Linked DNA regions of Homo sapiens: region 2 is linked to region 1. The links are chromatin loops, found by intact Hi-C in ENCODE. Cell type or tissue: endothelial cell of umbilical vein. All regions are shown on one strand. Links, peaks and the distances in the headings refer to the core of each region. The heading gives the core; the rest is flanking DNA. Region 1 holds the start of ABCC12 (ATP binding cassette subfamily C member 12). Region 2 has its middle 25 kb from the start of DNAJA2.

Region 1 (5,373 bases), core at 297-5,296:
TCATCCAGGCTAATCTTTCCCAGCCCCTTTGAGAAGGTGGAACTCATTGTCAGTGGAGAACCCTTACCTATAACTTCTATTTTTTGGTTCCCTTTTCTAATGGTAAGGGACCCTGGCAGCAAGATGTCATCAGCTTGTCTTAAGGGCTCCTGAGTCCCAGATGCCAAACACTGGAGGCCAGGCCTCCCTGGCCAGGTTTGAGTAATCAGCGCGCATAGGAAATTGGTGCTAGAAGGTAATTTCCTTGAGTGCTCCCCAGGGCATGTGAAGTTTTGATGATCTGAGGCGGCTTGGAAGCATTGCAGCTGGAATGGCACTTTGCTAAATTTGGCAGCCCTGGGGGGAAAAATGAGACTTTTTTTAAAATCAGGAAGCCTGCTTTGGCTAACGTCTCTATCCCCGTCTGTCACGCCATCCTCTGCCAGGAGTGAGGAGCTGCCTGGGGTGAGAAATCTGTTTGCTGGCAATCACAGGATGGGGTCTGAGGGGTACACAGCTGATGAGAGCTGGGAGGAGGCAGTGCCAACCGGGCCAGGGTCCCTGCAGCCATCATGGCTCTGTTCTTGGCATTGTGTTTTCCATGCAGAGCATCTGAGGGTTGGCAGGAGATGCCAAAAAGTCACTGGTGCACCCCTCTGCTAGCAGGCAGGGGGTTCCTAACCTAACCTCAACAGACTGGACAGGCAGAAGCAGGAAGGCCTCTGTTTAGAGCACAGGACACAAAGACCATGTACAACTTGCAGTTCCATTTTATATGGCCTGCATAGTTTAAACATTTTTTTCCAATTTGTGGAAAACATTTAAAAATGAGGAGATACCACATTAAAAAAAAAATAAGACTGGCTTCTGGCTTTCGTCAAATATCAAGAGCTCTGTATGTTCATGTGGTGACAATCCACTTACGTTGAGCACGGCAGCCCCTCCTGGGCAGGGTATACATGCTTTAGTTTGCCACAATCCCCACCACTCCTTACTGTCTCTGTGACTCTGAGATTTGGGGTCATGTAACATTTATTATTGCATTGGCACTGCTGTCTTCCTTATAGTGTTTCCTGAGGCCTTTTTCTCTATCCTTGTCTCTGCCCCAAGAGAGAACAAAAGATGTCTAGAAGTCATCTCAAGAAGAACCATTTTCCACACCTGCCCACTTTGCTCTGTTATATTTCATTTCTGCCCCTGTCTAGCCCAGAAAATTAACAACTTTATGTTTGAGAACTGGACTCTGGGTCTTCCTTGGTGCTCATGATGGGAGTTCCTCCATCAACCAAAAGCAGGCACACCTTTAGTCATAAAATTTTTCCCAGGTATGAGACTACAGCCCTACTTCTTTCTTAATAAATCCATTGTTAATTTAAAGCCACCAAAGTTATCAATATCTGATGGTCTCCCCCAACTCCCACAGCCCCTTCCTCCAGGGCCTGACTGGCCTCCAGCACAGAGGAGACACTGGGGAGCTCTCCCAGGCCCTGCCTGCACCGCACCTCTCCTGTCTGTCCCCAGGTCCCAGGCACCTGTGGCAGCCAGATCAGAAAGCCCTGTGAGTGATGAGGGACTGGGGTTGGGAGGCAGGGAGAGGCAGAGAGGTGGCAGAGGGAAGTGCATGCAGGGGACAGCACCAAGCTGGGGGTGTGGGAAGGGAAGTGGGGGTGCTTTTGCTCAAGTACCCTCATCTCCCAGAAGGCCTAAAACAGTGGCCAGTGATGGCATCTCCAAAAGAGGTCATCCATCCAGTTACAGACACATTCCGACACGATCAAAGAAGGATGCAGAGCCTGGATTCAGAGCAATTCAAATCTACCCTCCCAGGAAAATAATATATTTAAAAGTTAAAAAAAAAAAAAAAAGAAAGAAAGATGAAAACCTCATATGAGAACTGCAGTAAAGCTTTCCAGGTCTTTTTTTTTGGGGGGGAGGTATAAATCCCATAATTAAATTGTGAACACTACCCTGTATATGTGTTTGTGTTTGTGCATGTGTGGGAAAAGACTTAAAATATTCAATGTAGGCTTTTGTATTTCAGAGATTTTGAAATCGCGTCTTGGCATTTCTGCCTTTTCTTTTATGATAGCGGGGGCTCCAAAAGTGGAAGAGGGGCTGCCTTTCTTCTGGGAGCCTCGTCCCTGCTGCCTCCCACTTGGGCAGCCCCATTCAGTGGTGTCACCTCCCCCAAACCCCCCACCACACACACACACAGCCTGTCCTGAGGATGAGAAACAAAGGCCCTTGGGACTAAATGGTGGCCACTAATTGTTACAGGGAGAAGCTTTACCTGGGCTGGAAATGAAGCTTTACCTGGGCTGAGGATGAGAGGGAGGGGAGGAGGGTCAGCAGTCATGGGGCTCAGAGCCTGGCATCTGCTGCCCAGGACTCCAGGGCCTGCTTCTCCCCAAGGACCTCAGATTCAGTTTCTCTTGTCCCACCCGCCTGAAGTCCTCCTCTCCAACTGCCCCATTCAACTGCCACTCCCACCACACCTGAGAGGGAACTCTGGCGGGCCAACATTCCCTCTGCCCACATTAAAGGGCTCTCCCCTCTTCCAGGATGGCCTGTGGCCGGGTCTGGCTCTTTGGTGACAGTCAGAGCCCATGCATGAAAGCACTGTGCATGGCCAGCCCTTCCCTGGCTGTCACAGCACATCCTTGTAGAAGAGAAGGAGAAAAATCCTCTCTCCAACCGTCATTCTACAGACGAGAAGCCCAAGGAACAGAAGCCTGTCCACGACTGGCGTGGGGCTGAGACCAGCACCCAGGTCCCCTGAGTCCCACTCCAGGCTCCTTCCTGAGAGAATGCATCGAATTTTCTACGCTGTGTTCCTGCAACCGGGAATCAACTTTGGGATCAGGGGAAGGGAAGGGAGGGGAGGGGAGGGCAGGGGTAGGGGAGGGCAGGGGTAGGGGAGGGCAGGGGAGGCGAGGGGAGGGGAGATGAGCCTCATCTTCAAAACAGAAAATCTCATTCATTCATTCCCCATTCATTTAACGAAAAAGAAAAGGGTAATTTGAGCTCAATTTGTCTTGAAATGAACGGAAGGTAAGTCTGAGACCTGCACTAGCAGCTAGCCCTTGCATAGAAAAGTTCCCCTGTGTCACCCTTGGAACCCTGCACATCCCGAGCGCAAGCGTGATTCCCGGGGTCCCTTCTGCGCCTGTCCCAGAACAAGCGCCCGATTTCAGGGGAGCCCAGCCGAAGGGTTCCACAGCGCTCAGCGAGCCGGCTGGGAGGGAGCAAACTCTCTAACTGCAGAAAAAAACAAATCTTGATTCCGCTTTAAGGGTTATTTAAACATCTTAGAGGACCTTCCCAGCCTCACGCACGTGGATTTCATGAGGAACTTGGCCGCTACCTTCTCCTGTCCTGCGCAATGCCGCCCCCTGCTGGCTGCCTTCCGGCCCCGCCGCTTCCTGGAGATGCGAATTCACCGCCTTTGCCCAACCTGAGTTCCCTTCCTACCTAGAGGGAGGTGGAAATGGAGAGGGGCTGTGGGCAGCTGTGTAGGAAAATGGGTCCTCCCAGGAAGGCTCCCCGGCCTGGGGAGTGAGCTAGACCGACAGCAGTTTCCTTACACGTGTCCAAAGTGTTCCATTTAATTTCCGTCCATTCTTCCCTTCATGAATGCAAATCACTGCTAATAATATCACTCGACATTTCTGGAGCCCTTTGTGTATCGCAAAATTCTTCATCCTCTTTATCACTTGATCTTCGCAACAACCCCGGGGGTCTCATAAACACAGCAAAGACTCGCTTCCACAATCTTCCAAACGGAGTCAAGTGCTGTCAAGTTTATGGAGGAAGAATGCCGATCAGTTTTCCTCTATCTCCATGAAAGGCTGGGCGGAGATGGATTTCCACCCAGACAAACAGTATTGGGCGCTACGCAAGAAGATTGGTGGGCCTAGCCGGAAACAGAGTGGAGAATGATGGAGAGGGACTGTCCGGTCTGTATCCAAGGAAGTCCTTAGGAAAAGACCAGCCAAGCTCCTGTTCCAGGCAGAGCGTGGACTCACCCATAGTCAGGGAACTGAGGCCCATCCTGGGTGTACACACAGCTCGCGGGGGGGCGAGATAATCCACTGGAATACAAAAAGAAAAAAAATAGAAATCCTTTTCATATTTCTCCTCTTCCTTTAAAAATTCTATTTTGGCTGTGTGCAGAGGCTCAGGCCTATAATCCCAGTACTGGGGGGCCAAGGCAGGTGGATCACTTGAGCCCAGGCATTCAAGACAAGCCTAGGCAACATGGTGAAACCCCATCTCTACTGAAAATACAAAAATTAGCTGGGCGTGGTGGCATGTGTCTGTAGTCCTAGCTACTTGCGAGGCTGAGGTGGGAGTATGAATTGAGCCAGGGAAGTCAGGACTGCAGTGAGCTGTGATCGTGCCACTGCATTCAGGCCTGGATGATGAGAGTGACTCTGTCTCAAAAAAAAAAATTGTGTACAGTGATATACATGTGTAGGGGAGAAAAAGTGTGATACTTTTCCTCACCAGTCATGTGGGTCATGGCTGACACTCTTGTAACAAAAGGCAGACTAACAAAAGGAAAGCATAACAATTTTATTTCATCAAAGTTTAATGTGACATGTGAGTCTTCAGAAATGAATACCGAAAGGCTCAGGAAGAACTGTCCATTTTTATGCTTAGACTCAATGAGGAATGGACAGTGGTATAGAAATGCGATTGGACAGAAAGTTCTGATTAACTGTAATGGACCGAGGTGATGGGATGGGGACCCAGCAGGGCCTGTCTGTTCAGATTCTTCTTGGCCTCTCTGCACAGCATTTCTTCTTTCTAGGTATGGGGCACGACCCCTCTGGAATGAGGGTCTTAGGACCTACTCTCAGACAAAGTTGGTCAGAGAATTTCTTTACGGCCAGCTCCTGTGCAGAAGGGTGGAGGAAAGTTTGAGTCATAGTTTTAGGTTCTATCGGTGGCTTTGGGGGAAGAATTTCTATGACTCACCTTGGGGAAGGGGAACTCTGGTTTCTATGACTCACCTCATGGGAGAAGAGGTGCACAAGGGGTGCAGGAGGGCAGGAGAAGGTCAGAGAGAACTTGCTTCTGAGGCTGCTTCTGAGGTCATCCAAACTCCATCAGTTCAAAGTACTCAGCCTGCCAAAGTGCCATACTTTGGGGTATTGTTGTCCGAGCCTCAACACATGTCCACCCTGCACATCCTTGTAAATAACTATACATGCATAAATTAGGGGTCTGTGTGCGCACATACCAGCAGTGGTGCTCCATGGCAAGGGAAAATTGGTGCTTGATGGGAAGGAAATTTTCCCAGCTCTGAGGTTCTGTGGGGTCTCTATTCCAAAGTGAGGTTCTCGCCGGGCATGGTGCTTCACACCTGTAATCCCTGAACTTTGGGAGGCT
Region 2 (5,373 bases), core at 236-5,235, 1.2 Mb before region 1:
AATCAGTGAGGTGTAGCATTTGTTTTAAAATACTTCCAAGCCAGGGGCCAGTGGCTCACTCCTGTAATCCCAGTGCTTTGGGAGGCCGACACAGGAGGATTGCTTGGACACAGGAGGATTGCTTGGACACAGGAGGATTGCTTGGACACAGGAGGATTGCTTGGACACAGGAGGATTGCTTGAACCCAGGAGTTTGAGACCATCCTGGGCAACATGGCGAAACCCCATCTCTACAAAAAAAATACAAAAATTAGCCAGTGTGGTGGCCCACACCTGTAATGTCAACTACGTGGGAGGCTGAGGTGGGAGAATCCCTTGAGCCCAGGAGTTTGAGGCTGCAGTGAGCCAAGATTGTGCCACTGTACTGTAGCCTGGGCGACAGGTGAGACCTTGTCTCTAAATAAATAACATACTTCAGGAGAGAGGGATCAGTTTGCAAATAATAATAATAATAATAATAAGTAAAACAAGTGTGGCAAAATAAAAAATAATTAATGAATCAGTTGGGGCAATGGCCATATAGAGGTTCATTATATTATTCTCTCTACTTTTGTGTATAATTTTTTTTTTTATGTTTGAGACTGAGTCTCACTCTGTAACCTGAGCTGGAGTACAGTGGCATGATCTCAGCTCACTGCAACCTCCACCTCCCGGTTCAAGCGATTCTCCTGCCTCAGCCTCTCGAGTAGCTGGGACCACAGGCACACTCCACCACACCCAGTTAATTTTTCTATTTTTAGTAGAGACAGGGTTTCACCATGTTGGCCAGGCTGGTCTCAAACTCCTGACTTCAAGTGATCTACCTGCCTTGGCCTCCCAGGATGCTGGGATTGCAGGCGTGAGCCACCGTGCCCAGGCTGTGTATAATTTTATAATAAATTTTTATAATAAAAATGTTTTTAAACACCCATAATCCTCAAACCCAGAGAAAATCATTACTTTCGACTTTGTGCGTATTCCATCAGAACAGTTGTGAACGCATTTTTTTTTTTTTTGAGACGGCGTCTCGCTCTGTCGCCCAGGCTGGAGTGCAGTGGTGCGATCTCTGCTCACTGCAAGCTCCGCCTCCTGGGTTCACGCCATTCTCCTGCCTCAGCCTCCAGAGTATCCGGGACTACAGGTGTGCACCACAACACCCAGCTAAGATTTTTTATTTTTTATAGAGACAGGATCTTGCCATGTTGCCCAGGCTGGTCTCAAACTCCTGGCCTCAAGTGATCCTCCTGCCTCAGCCTCACAAAGTGCTGGGATTACAGTCATGAGCCACCATTCTAGGCCACTGGTCTTTTCTTTCCACTAGAAAAGTTTGAATTAATAGGCTGGATGTGATGGCTCATGCCTGTAATTCCGGCACTTTAGGAGGCCAAGGCAGATGGATTATGAGGTCAGAAGTTCGAGACTAGCCTGGCCAACATGGCAAAACCCCATCTCTACTAAAAATACAAAAAGTACCTGGGCGTGGTGGCAGGCGCCTGTAATCCCAGCTACTCGGGAGTCTGAGGCAGGAGAATCACTTGAACCTGGGAGGTGGATGTTGCAGTGAGCCGAGATCGTGCCATTGCTCTCCAGCTTGGACGACAAGAGCAAGACTCTGTCTCAAAAAAAAAAAAAAGAAAAGTTTGAATTTTGAATTATTTTCTTTTAGCTGTCTTCAAATATATCTCCCGGGTTCAAGTGATTCTCCTGCCTCAGCCTCCTGAGTAGCTGGGATTACAGGCATGTGCCACCATGCCTGGCTAAATTTTTGTATCTTTAGTAGAGACAGGGTTTCACCGTGTTGGCCAGGCTGGTCTTGAACTCTTGACCTCAAGTGATCCCCCTGCCTCGGCCTCCCAAAGTGCTGGGATTACAGGCGTGAGCCACCGCGCCCGGCCCTCCTTGTGGTTTTGATTTGCATTTCCTTGATGACTAGTAATTAGCATTTTTTCATACACCTGTAGGCCATTTGTAGGTTTCTTTTGAGAAATGTCTATTCAGATCTTCCCCCTTCTTAAATAATTTTTTTTTTTTGCAGTTGAGTTATTTGTGTTCCTTATACACTCTGGTTATTAATTCTTTGTCAGATGGACAGTCTGCAATATTTTCTTCCATTCTGAGTTGTCTGTTCACTTACATCTTTATCCATTCAGGCACTCTATGCCTTTTTGTGTTTTTTTTTCACACAGGGTCTCAACCTTGCTTTTTAATAACTACACATTATGCATTGAATGGACATAACAAAATTTAACGGGAGATGTTCAGGTTATTTCCAACTTCTCACCATTATTGACAATGTTTCAATAACCATTCTTGTGTTCAATCTTGTTGCACAGCCATACTTCCCCATGATAAAAGTCTAAAAAGGAAACTTCTGGATGAAAAACTGTTTAAGCACCAGGGGGAGCTGGTCACCTATGTGATCCCCATCTGCAGTGCTGTGGGGTTTAAAAAAAATTTTTTTTGAGACAGGGTTCTCACTCTGCCCAGGCTGGAGTGCACTGGCATGATCTCTGCTCACTGCAACCTCTGCCTCCTGGGTTCAAGCGAACCTCCCGCCTCAGCCTCTCAAGTAGCTGAAACTATAGGTGTGTGCCACCACATCTGGCTAATATTTGTGTTTTTAATAGAGACAGAGTTTCACCATGTTGGCCAGGCTGATCTGGAACTCCTGGCCTCAAGTGATCTGCCTGCCTCGGCCTCCCAAAATGCTGAGATTATAGGCATGAGCCACTGCGCCCAGCTTGTTTTGTTTTTAAGCAAACCCTAGTCCTCCACCTTAGCAGTTTCCGCTTCCTAAGATGAAAGTGCAAAATGTCTGGGGCACACAGCTCGTAAACAGTACCTGGCATCTAGGAATGCTCAACAGAGGCTTTCGTCTTTGAAACCCTACCCCTCCTTGCTGTATTCTTTAATGTGGACAATAGATGTTTCTCCAATGCATAAATTGCTGTGTCCTTCAAGTCCCAAGCCCCTTTTACATGGAAAGGCTGGCACTGCCACTGTCAGATCATTTAGAAGAGAATAGGCCCACCTCAGCCTCATGGTTGGGCATGTGACCCAGGCCCTGCTGTTCAATGCACGATGTGCACCTTAACCACAGTGATTGGTGCAAGGATGGCACAAAACCCACACCAGACCAATAAGACCCTACCCAGGACCTTTGCTGAAGTGTAGAGAAAAGAGTTGCTACTTCTTCAGGGTTTGTTGACTTGGTTGTAAAGCATCGTGTTGAAGCACATGAGCTTTGGAGTTTGGACTTGAATTGGAATCCCCTCTTGATCACTTCCTGGCCATGTGACCTTTCTGAAATTCCTCAATATCTCAGATATTTGGTGTTTGTTTGTTTTGAGACAGAGTCTCACTCTGTCTTGCCCAGGCTGGAGTACAGTGGCACGATCTCAATGCAGCCTCTGCCTCCCTGGCTCAGCCTCCCAAGTAGCTGGGACTACAGACAGGCATGTGCCACCACACCCGGCTAATTTTCTATTTTTAGTAGAGATGGGGTTTCACCATGTTGGCCAGGCTGGTCTCAAACTCCTGACCTCAAGTGATCCACCCACCTCAGCCTCCCAAAGTGCTGGGATTACAGGCGTGAGCCACCGCCCGGCCAATATATCAGATATTTGGCTTCCTCATCTGTAAACTGGGGCAGTAATAATTTCTACCTTACAGAGTGGTCGTGGGTTTTGTGTGACATAACACGTGTAAAACACTAAGTGCTGAGCCTGCTACAGACAAATTATTCCATGATGCTGGTTGGCTGTTGCGACACAGTCCACACCCCGAGATGTGGAGGCAGCCAGTATCCATCTCTTGCTCTACCTGTTAGTCAATAGTGCTACTGCTCCCTCACCAGACACACACACTTGTCATTTTCCGCTGTCAGTACATAAATGAGGCACCACCGGATGGTGACCATAACCTGGCATTTTCTGGGAAACTCCCTATTTCAAATATTTGATTGCATTAGCAGAAAACAAGTTGCAGCTTCTGGGGAAAGGAACATAATTCCTGCCTATCTATGATGCCATTTCTCTGGGCGGGTGTTTTTTTAAGCCAGGCCAGTAGAAAGAGTGATTTCTGCTCAGCCAACCTTGTATCAGGTAGGACTCAACTGGTTGCCAAGTGACAGAAAACCCTACTCAAACAGAAGAGGAAATTTATTAGTGGATAAATTACAGGTTAGTTCTGATTCACAAGGATTGAGAGTCAGTAAGGTTGTGGTCCCTGAGAGCAGAAGTGTTACACCTTTCCTTATAAAGAGCCAGGTAGTAAATATTTTAGGCTTTGCAGAATATATGGTCTTTGTTGCAGCCGCTTGACCCTGCCATCGTAGTATGCAAGCATCATAGTAAATATGTAAAAGAATAAGCATGGCTGTATTCCAATACAATTTATTTACAGAAGCAGGGGGTAGGCTGCATTTGGCCCCTGGACTGTGGTTTGCTGACCCCTGACTTTAGAGGAAAATCAGAATGCAATTACCCAAAGAAAGGGAATTGAATACAGCTGGCAAAAATACAAAAATAACGCCCATGTTAAGCTCCAAATTCTCCTGGCATAGTCTTTTCTGTCCTCTTAAAGCAAACAAAGGGAAATGAGGTGACCAGCCTGGTCTGGGGATCCAGTTTATTTGGGTGGAACAAAGTTCTTTCTCTCTGTGGATCTATTTAGTATATCAGGGGTTTAAGCCCAGGACCTTAAAGATAAGTATGGTACATACTGGGGAGCTCATGTGCTGAGGTTTTACTTCTTCTGTGCCTACTCTAATTTCTTAGGCCAACCTCTGGATTTTTTTTTTTTTTTTTTTTTTGAGATGGAATCTCGCTCTTATCACCCAGGCTGGAGTATGATGGTTTGATCTCGGCTCACTGCAACCTCTGCCTCCCGAGTTCAAGTGATTTTCTTGCCTCAGCCTCCTGTGTTGGGCAAATGTAGTCAGTGGTCCTCTGTGAGTCAATATAAGGAAGATAAGGAAACTCTGTGGACAAAGTCTTTGAGATCTAAGCCACCCTAAAGGTGAGGAGTCAGAGGGTTTCATTTTATCCGGAGGCTGCAGTGAGCCCAGGAGGTCGAGCCTCTGCACTTGGCCTGGGCAACAGAGCAAGAGTGGTAGTTCAAGCCTGTAATCCCAACATTTTGGGAGGCCAAGGCGGGCAGATCCCCTGAGGTCAAGAGTTTGAGACCAGCCTGGCAACATGGTGAAACCTCGTCTCTACTAAAAATACAAAAATTAGCTGGGCATGGTGGCGGGTGCCTGTAATCCCAGCTACTTGGGAGGCTGAGGCTGGAGAATCACTTGAACACAGGAGGCAGAGGTTGCAGTGACCGGAGATCGCGCCATTGCACTCCAGCTTGGGTTACAAGAGCAGAACTCCATCTCAATCAATCAAT

The links. A loop is a pair of places that touch in the nucleus more often than their neighbours do. Peaks named below come from ENCODE experiments on the same cell type or tissue, not always from the same donor. Only the 100,000 strongest peaks of a DNase experiment are listed, where the experiment ranks them.
Region 2: a loop joins it to region 1, with 10 times the contacts of the local background. A loop is called at or near these places in 60 of 110 quality-filtered maps.

The regions. Positions count from the first base shown.
Region 1 is chr16:48,153,549-48,158,921 of GRCh38, forward strand. It overlaps ABCC12 (ATP binding cassette subfamily C member 12), which reads right to left and starts at 2,445. Exons shown (of 31, transcript NM_001393797.1): 1 at 2,293-2,445; 2 at 68-336. RefSeq lists an enhancer at 4,429-5,373. In endothelial cell of umbilical vein, for the core only: a CTCF peak has its summit at 3,370 (motif pointing left); a DNase peak (open chromatin) is centred at 3,353.
Region 2 is chr16:46,945,629-46,951,001 of GRCh38, forward strand. No RefSeq gene overlaps it. Among named protein-coding and RNA genes, the nearest start is that of DNAJA2, 25 kb to the right of the region's middle. In endothelial cell of umbilical vein, for the core only: CTCF peaks have their summits at 2,379 (motif pointing right) and 2,583; a DNase peak (open chromatin) is centred at 2,383.